Regions from separate parts of the Homo sapiens genome. Here region 2 is linked to region 1. The links are chromatin contacts, found by Hi-C or POLR2A ChIA-PET in ENCODE. All regions are on one chromosome and are shown on one strand. Each heading gives the region's core, a stretch centred on a gene start or an enhancer-like site at or near the end of the contact. The rest is flanking DNA. Distances are from core to core; before and after follow the strand shown. Region 1 overlaps SETBP1 (SET binding protein 1). Region 2 overlaps SETBP1 (SET binding protein 1).

Region 1 (4,478 bases), core at 272-2,771:
TTTAGAAGCAAATTATCTTGTGGTTTGGCTGAATGTGAATGTTGGGAAAAGTCAAAGAGGAGCTCTGCATCTTACTGCTCTAGCGGACATGATTTCCATTTTATTTCTGCATCTTACAGCCAACCCCTGAGCCTCTAATCTCAGTGACATGCCCATTTAAGGGAGTTAGGATATAGGGTGGGGGAGGGGAGCTGGCCTAGACCAGAGAAGAGGCTCTGAAGACCAGAGATAGGTAAGTGAGAGTGGGAGTCTGTTTACAGATTGTCTCTCATCCACTGTGATATGTTAATTTTTCTGAGCATCTTTTGATCAGATAAGCAAATCTCAGAAGCACAGCTCTTGTTCTGATTGCTTTAGGGGCATCACTGTACCTCTTGTGGTTAAACATAGTAGCCTGTGACACCAGCCCTGGAGTGGAGTGTCTGGGCTGGGAGGATGAGAAGGTAAAGCCTAGAGGATTTGAAGAGGACAGGGTCAAGGGTTAAAGGACAGGGGTTAGCAGCAGGCAAAGGCCCAGGATTGAAATATTTGCTGAAGGCTGACAGGCAGCAGAATAGAGGCAGACAAGTGGCAAATTCCTGTTTTCTCCTCTAATTGAGAAAATATTTTGAGTGGTATTCAGTCAGACTACATAATGAGTGGGGGTGGGGCTGGAAGTGGAAAGAAAGAATATGAATGAGCAAGAATATTATTAAATTACTGCAAGAAGCCAAAGTGTGTGCAGAGTTCAAGGAGCTGTATGAATGTGCCCTCCTTCCTTGCTTCCTAATTTGGGATGCACAGCATTCATTTCTTCACTCACTCATTTAGCACATGGTCACTGGCAATGGGGGTTTACTTTCAAAGGAGGGTTTAGTAGCTGCCCATAGAGTTACCATCAGATAAATGTAAAAGGGGCCAGTTTTCTCTCCCAAGGCTAGGGAGACACATAAGCAGGTGATTGCAACACGTGAGACTCCCATCTTGATGCTGTTATTGTTCTTTTCTTTTCAACATCTAAATCTGGTAATCATCTGTATCTGCTCACAGTTTGGGGAATAATTTCATATAATTTCACATCTAAGAGAGACTATAAAGTGATTCCTGCACTAAGTCTGGCTATCCCAGGGCCTCTGTTCTTAATGAGTTACCTGTACTGTCCAAGGAATTGTGTAGCAAAACTGGGTTGGGGGGTGTGTGTGGAGGGGCAGAGTCTGGGTTTGGGGAAGTAGTTAGGAAACAAAGCAGTTATGTCTTGACTCAACCATAACCAGCCTGCCCTTGCTTGAAAGATTCGGCTTTCATATTTTAGGAGCACAGGTTCATTTTGTTTTCTAGGCTGACAGTGAATAGCACTGATGGTTTATTCACCAGGACCTTTCCTGAATTATAGGGGCATATAGCTGGGAAGGCCTTTAGGGTCATTTTGCCAATAGGAACCCACAGAAGTTAAGGGACATCCTCCCGGTGCTATGTGAGGTTGTGGCAGAGCTGGGACCTCCTCCCCCTCGGCCCCCTGACTTCCCAGCGGCTCTGGGTGTGCTGTCACCTCTTCCAGGAAGTGATGACTCAGATTATTTTCATCAACATACCTCCCCCCTCCAACTCCGTTTTCTTCCCACAGCCACCAAAGCCAATAATAGACTAAGGCAGTTTCAGTTTTAGACAATTTCCTTTTTTACTTAGAAATCTATGGTTAGAAAAGGGTGTAGGGTGGTAATAGTGGCCAGGGGTGGGGAGGGAGGCATGAGAAGCTTCAAAGGGGATGGGCATCTCCTGGCTCTCTGGTGGCCTGGATGGAATTAGAACCAAGAACTTTCATATGACCTTGAGTAGATCTCTAAAAGATTCCTTCCCTCTGAAGTTTTTTGACTTTTAAGTTCAGAAGGGAATTTCCTTTCCACCAATTCAGGGACCATTCCTAAAGCTTCATGAAACCCTTACATAATTTTTAAACTTTAACAACTAACTCATGTGAGTTGTTACACATAGCTTGTAAGTGACATTTCAAGCCTTCTTGATTTTCATTCCAACAGTTCTAGATACATAATACATTCTTTTCAAGGAAGGTAGGGACTTTGTTTTGTTGTAGTAACTAAAGCTGGCAATCATTGAAAGAGATTATGAATAATCAAATAATAATACTTATCTCTTGAGTTCTGTATGGGAGGCACCAATCTAAGCCTACTACCTGCAAATGTATATGTAATCCTCCCCAAAACTCTTAAGAGGTAAATCTTACTGTTCTCATTTTGCTGATGAGTTAACTGGCATGGGGAGGTTGAATAACTTGCCAAATGACATCTAGAGAGTATATAAAAGAGGTAGTGTTTGAAGTCCAGTTAGTCTGATTTCAAAGTTCATATTCTTAAACACAAAGCTATATAGGACCGCCTCCCATTTGCAGATTAGAAGTCATAAACTGTAATAATATTACTTTCAAATTTCATCACGTGTTTGATTCTAAGTGACATGAACTTGAAGTTTATTAAATATGTAAAGTACACAAAGACTTCATAAAGGCCCTATTTTTAATAAATGCCTCAAGCCACACAACTGTGTGCTTCGTTACATAATTTGTTTTTGTAATAATACGTGGAGAAGAGCCCAAGATGAAAGGGCTGGCTAGATTATTGTGTGTCAGTTGTGCACACACTCTGTTTCTGTTTTTCATTCTGGGATCAACTGGGGAGATAAATCCATTTGCCATTGATCTTACCATCGTGAGGGTGGAGTGGTTATCAGAGGATCCTGGAAAGTTTAAAGCATTATCCAAATGCAAAATAAAAGAGGTGGACAGCTTTTTATTTTTTTTAACACTATAAACATGTTTCAGTTTTGCTGTTCAGACTCTTCTCTCTGAAGTCCTTTTCCATAATGTTCGTTTGGGTAACTAGCATTGGAACATTTGGATAACTCAGTGTTTGAGCTCTCTGGATGAGTTGCATGCATTTGACTGAAATATTTGATCACTGTGTGTGTGTGTGTGTGTGTGTGTGTGTGTGTTGATACCCAAATAAAACAAACTCTTAAGGTTTTACTGTCAGTGTCCTTATTTCTGTCTCTCACTTTGGGGTGAGAGATTAGGATAAGTGATATCTGCAGAGGTTCCTGTCTTGAGGCAGGGCCTTCCTTCTCATTTGAAAGCATCTTAAGGATTTGTTGCTGAATGCCTATCTTCCTGTGGTTCACAAAGACGCATTCAGATGACATTCTAAACTTGCTGCTTTCACGGCAGCCTTTTCAGTGAGTGGCCAGCATCACTTTTCAGTGTGGGGGGATGGACAGTAGGTGGACACTGTCTATGTATGAGCCCTGTAGTAAGTTGCCAACTGAATGGTTTGAGATGTCCAGAATGTTCCCTTCAACCTCAAAGGAACAACAATCATTTACGCAACCCCTACTGTGTCTTCACCAAGCTCTCAAAACACCTTAAATATGAAATCTCTACCACCATCATAAAATCAGATTCTCGAAGGTGAAAGAGAATTATCCTGAGTTTCCTCACAGACATTTAGCCAATCTCCTTGGTGCTTTGTGGGTGGCCTTTCTATTGTTGAACACTTCTGGGCTGAGATGCTGCTTCCCTTGTTGGGTCAAAGTAATCCAACAAGTAATTCTTCTTATAGCCCCCACTTCTTGGTCTTATCTAACCCTCAAACACAGAAGCTGTGCTAGAGAGTTAGTGACACTTTGCTCAGAACCCAAATTAAACCCAGAGCAATTGTATCCAATAAAAAAAAGAGACTGAATTTGAGGGGAGGTCCTTACACGTACCATTTATCCCCTGTTTGCTCTACCGTCACTTATTAGGTTCACTCTGAAGAATTAATGAAGGCTATCTCAGGAAGAAAAGCAAAGTCTTCTCTCATTTAAGACTCACTACTTAGAAATATGCTAATTCTGAGAGACAGAATAATGCACTTCTACTCCATTGTGATCACTTTTGCACAGTTTGGCTACTTTATTCAAATTCCTGTATTGTACTGTCTGATTTATTCCAGAGAGCAGGACAATCAAGAGACAGGCAGAAGTAGAAACCTTCTGGAGATTTAGCAGTTATTCACTGTCAGAGACTGGTGGTTCTCAGAGCTGATCATTTCCCTGGACATGATCACGTCTCCCTGTGCTAAGTTTATTTGCAATCTATTAAAAACTACACAAGGCATGCGGGTCTCGGGAAAAAGTCACTGTTTTGTTTCAAGTGCAGGTAATCAAATTTAAGTGTGTTTGGGTACCTGTTACTGATGTTCCATAGGGACCATTTGTTCATTCAGTTAACAGTGGATGAGTGTGGATTCTAAGGTAGTCATTGTACTCATCATTAAGAATATAAAATCAAATAAGACATGTCATTTGCCTTTAAGAATCAGACAAGCTTGAGTCAGATAGGCAAATAAAATGGTAATTATAAAATAATGTATCAAATTCAATGAACAGAAAGTATAATCCTCCAAATCCTATTGGGGGCAGGGAGAGAAAGCTCTGGGATGGAGGGA
Region 2 (4,312 bases), core at 1,181-3,680, 93 kb after region 1:
AGGGGCTGTGTAGCAGGTGCAAGCAAAGGCTACAATGCAAATTCTCAGGAAAGCCTGAGGGGCCAGGCTAGAGGGGCAGTTGTGCAGCATATACTGGGAAGACAGAGAGGGGTCAGCAGCTGGCTGAGGGGAAGGGGTGCAGGAGGAGAAGGGAGGGAGCCCTTTGGGGCGGGGTTGGCCAGACTATGGGAAAGGCAAGTGGTAAGTTTTGTACCTCTGTGATTCCCCTACCTCTGCCTTTACTAGAAGGAAAATTTCCCATCAAAATCCAGTTATCAAGCCAGGACGGGAGTCCTTTCTGTGCACACCAGAGCATCAGCAAAAGAAGGGGCGTAGCCTTTCCGTGAATGAGTCCTCAGCTGCCTGCTGAAATAAATGCTGCTTTTACAACCTGTCAGAGGCCTGTGTTCAACGAAATAGAACACCGCAGTTCAACACCCCCACATCATACCCTCCCCTAAATTTTTATTCTTCTGGATCCAGTTCTAACAAAGAAGCAGTTAGGATTTTTAAAAAAACACCTTTCAAATTTGTCACTTTCTGCACCTCCCTTCCTTCCCCGTGGGTCCTCTTGCCTTTTCCTGACCCAGGATACTGTGTGTCTTACTCTGAGTTGACAAGAATGCATTAAACATGTATCCAGCCAGCGATTTAGGGAAATTGACGATCTTCTGGGGCTTGTTGTGTTTGGGGTCAGATGATAATATTGCCCCTTAGGTTAAATCCAGACAGCACTGAGGGATCTCCAAGCTGGTACGGTGCATACCCTCAATCGACAGGAGGCGGATCTGCACAGTGGCACAGCCCTGCTGCTCCTAAACCTAGAAGGCTTGGATCCAAATGACTTTATGTAGTGATTAGGGTAGAACGAAGAGCATTTAATAAGAGACTTTACAAAAAGTGCAGGTAGCTAACAGAAGAGCGTTACTTTTGAAAGCTGCAGGCTTCATTACATTCCAAACCAGCCAGCTCACCAGGCAACCACAGCCCAAACTGGGCGAGTGACTTTCCTAGGGTCACGCAGTTAAATATTGAGGCCTCAGAAATAGAACACCCAGTCTCTGTCGTTGTCAGACCACCTCCACGCAGAACACAGGCAAGAATCTAGCCCAGTAAAGAGCTTCAAGAGGTGGCTCACCCCTGTAATCCCAGCACTTTGGGAGGCCGAGGCAGGCAAATCACCAGGTCAGGAGTTTGAGACCAGCCTGGCCAACACAGTGAAACCCCATCTCTACTAAAAATACAAAGAATTAGCTGGGCGTGGTGGCAGGCACCTGTAATCCCAGCTAATCGGGAGACTGAGACAGGAGAATCTCTTGAACCCGGGAGGCAGAGCTTGCAGTGAGCTGAGATCCTGCCATTGCACTCCAACCCAGGTGACAGTGCGAGACTCCATCTCAAAAAAAAAAAAAGAAAAAAAAAAAGGCTTCACACATGAGTGTTGTCTTGTGGAGGGAAAATGCGGGGACTACGAACATTCTTCAAAATCAGAAAGTCTTCTTGGTTGAGGAGGAACGTGGGTCTCTGTTGAACGATGAGGTGCACCATGACTGCACTTTCCAAACTGAAATCAAAACATGTGTGTCCTTATGGGAACAATGGGCAACCAGAGTATGGGAAATTAGAGCTGTCTCAAAAAGTCTGGCACTTACTGTCTTTGGACATATATAAGCTTCCAGACTTACGTGTTTTGCTATATAATTGACTTACGGCTTGAACATTGTTTTAACCAGGTGTCTTTACTCACTCAGCACCACTCTTGAGTTTCATAAATCACCACATTTAATCTTCTATTACAGCGAGATTAAATAATTTTCTGAAAGAGTAAACATCCAGGAAGCTGCAAGTCAGGATTCGAAACTTCGTCTGCCTAACCCCACATTCTGCACTCTCTGTTAGTCTGTGCTGCCTTTTGAGAAGCATTTTTTTTAATTGGAGAGATGTTTCATTGCATGTTTTTTCACATGCAGAAAGGAATTTATTCATGTCGAGATTTAGAGGATCATAAAATCACCGAACCTTAAAGAAAGAAGGACTTCAGAGTTCGTTGATCTCAACCAACTTGTTTTGCAGATGAGGAAGTGAGGCCCAGCCGGGCAGTGACATTGGCCAAGGTCAGGCTGCATTGAACCCAAGACTCCCAGCGGAGTGTGCCTTCCACTCTGACATGGGAACTCCTTGGGTTTAAAACCAGTGACCATGGTCAGTGGGATAGTGGCCAAAGGCTGCCAAGGTCACCAGAGTCTTCTGTGGGCTTTGTTTAATGTCTTAACTCCCACTCCCATCCCCCATCCATATTAACTACCTTTTAAAAAGATTGAAATCATGCCTGCCTACCTCATGCAAAGTTAAAGGTCTACAGAGATCTAAAAGGCATGAACTACTATTTGTGATACTTATCTTCACAAAAGAGTTTATAAAAACAATTTGAGATTTCTTTTTATGAAAAGAAAAGACACGCACACACTCACACACACACACACACACACACACACTCCTCACCATCATAACACGATTATATTTAGCGGTTAACCAGTGCCCTTCCACCATCTCCCTCTGTGAAAACATGCTACCATACACTCATCATCTTACATATCCTTTTGAGTTTGCTTTCGCTTACCATGGTTACAAATATTTCCCCATGTTTTCTTGGTGATTCTAATTACCGGACAATATTTCACTGAATGTGTGTGTGTGTGTGTGTGTGTCTGTGTGTGTGTGTGTATACACACACATTTACTTTAATGGTTTACTATTATTGGACTACTTTTGGAAGTAGTTGCACAGCTTTTTATGTAGCTTTTTATTCTCTGAGATTGTTTCATTCAGACAGATACTTGAGAGTGGGAGTAGACTTCCCTTTTTCCTCTTGATACATGTGTCACGCTGTTTTTCAAAAGATATATAAGAATCAAAATGCTACCTTTGGTTGGAGATGGGCAATCCATCACCTGGTTTCCTTTTGAGCAGTAGTACCAGACACCAGATACACGCAAAATTCATTTTCTCTCTCATCAGAACTTCTGAATGTTTATCTGTCACTCTGTCAGCTGAGAGAGTGTGGGTATAATTCTATCCTTTTCATCCTCCCTCTGTATATCACTGGATGTTTTCTTTCTCTGGTAAGGCTTACTGTGTATGTTTCCTTCATTTGCAGACTGTCACAAAAACATTTTTGAAAGTAGGTGGAGGTGCACATGGAAATGGAAGCTTTTTCTCTCACTTAATCTTCGTAAGATCCGAAGTGGTGGCAGAGGGTACCCCTGTATTACAGCAGAGGACACTAGATCCTCAGAGGTCAGCAGCCTGCTCATGGTCCCATGCAGGGCAGAGGAAGGAAACTCCCATCCAGGCCCTGTGACTGCATATTTAGCATCTTTTCACAGCCCCACAAGGAAGTGTAATTGTGTGCCCCCACTGAGATCACACATGGCTTGACTATCTTGGTCTGCTTTGGCTTACATGATAATCCTGTCCTCAGGTTAAAATCAGGCAACAATTGGACCCTAACAATTTCCATTGAGAATGATTGTTTCAATATGAACTGGGACTGCGTGTAACCTACATGGACACCTCTTGAAGACAAGGCAAATTGTAATGATCTCCAAACCAGCAGCAAAAAGTAAGGACTCAACAACCAGGTTAGGGCGAAGAAGGATCATTCTTTACAAAAAAAAAAGTTGCCTTGCTGTACACGTCATCATTGCTGATGGTGGAAGGAACAGACAACTGGAAGTTGTACTAGGCTTGCCTGTCCTGGCAGCTTTGGGAGACTGGCTGGTTATGAGGAGTGGCAGCGCTTGCTGGCAGCCCTTTCTGGCCAGCTCAGTAGGGGGACATTCCTCACCAGGGCAGCCCAGGCTGGGCTTGGAGCCACCCAGCTGAGCGCCACGTGGCGGGCAGGCAGTCACATGGCTGGGATTTGGGTTTGGAATCACAGTGCTGAACCTACAGCCTAGTCAACTCCCTGTTTTAGGGCATTCATTTTTTCAATCACACCAGTTGGTTGGCAGGTGTAAATGTTCTGGGGGAGGACACCAGAATGGAGTGAAGACATCATCTGTTTCCTAACTCTTGTAGCTTTTGACTGGGTACTTTCCTGGCCATCAAATGCTGAGAGATCTAGCACCTGCTGGTCCTCTATGTGGGCGGGAACTGTGAGGTCCAGCCTGGTGTATGTCTCTGTCCTAAGCCTTATATTTCTGAATGGTGGTGGGTGGGGGATGGGGACCAAGATTGAGACCTGGGGTTCTTTTCTCCTTTACAAACTGTGCAGGCACAGGGCACAGCTTCAGAGACCCTCCATACTGGA

The links. Hi-C counts contacts between places; a loop is a spot of excess contacts on that map. ChIA-PET counts read pairs that join two places held with the same protein, here RNA polymerase II (POLR2A). Pooled maps may share reads with other maps.
Region 2: a map of endothelial cell of umbilical vein shows a loop between it and region 1 (2.2-fold over the local background). The contact joins two enhancer-like sites. A Hi-C loop is called at or near these places in 4 of 168 maps with a recorded cell type or tissue (GM12878, aorta, endothelial cell of umbilical vein and 1 more), 15 of 37 single-sample maps with no recorded cell type and 15 of 50 pooled maps. POLR2A ChIA-PET finds 5 or more read pairs at or near these places in 9 of 52 experiments (B cell, BJ, Caco-2 and 5 more).

The regions. Positions count from the first base shown.
Region 1 is chr18:44,724,235-44,728,712 of GRCh38, forward strand. The region is part of intron 2 of SETBP1 (SET binding protein 1); the gene reads left to right. Among named protein-coding and RNA genes, the nearest start is that of SETBP1, 46 kb to the left of the region's middle. RefSeq lists enhancers at 1,100-1,149, 1,280-1,469. Within about 2 kb of position 1,522, at least 21 of the 41 ENCODE cell types and tissues checked have a DNase peak (open chromatin) inside an H3K27ac peak, as active enhancers do; they include B cell, where a contact is called at or near this core.
Region 2 is chr18:44,816,286-44,820,597 of GRCh38, forward strand. The region is part of intron 2 of SETBP1 (SET binding protein 1); the gene reads left to right. Among named protein-coding and RNA genes, the nearest start is that of SETBP1, 140 kb to the left of the region's middle. Within about 2 kb of position 2,431, at least 4 of the 41 ENCODE cell types and tissues checked have a DNase peak (open chromatin) inside an H3K27ac peak, as active enhancers do; they include B cell, where a contact is called at or near this core.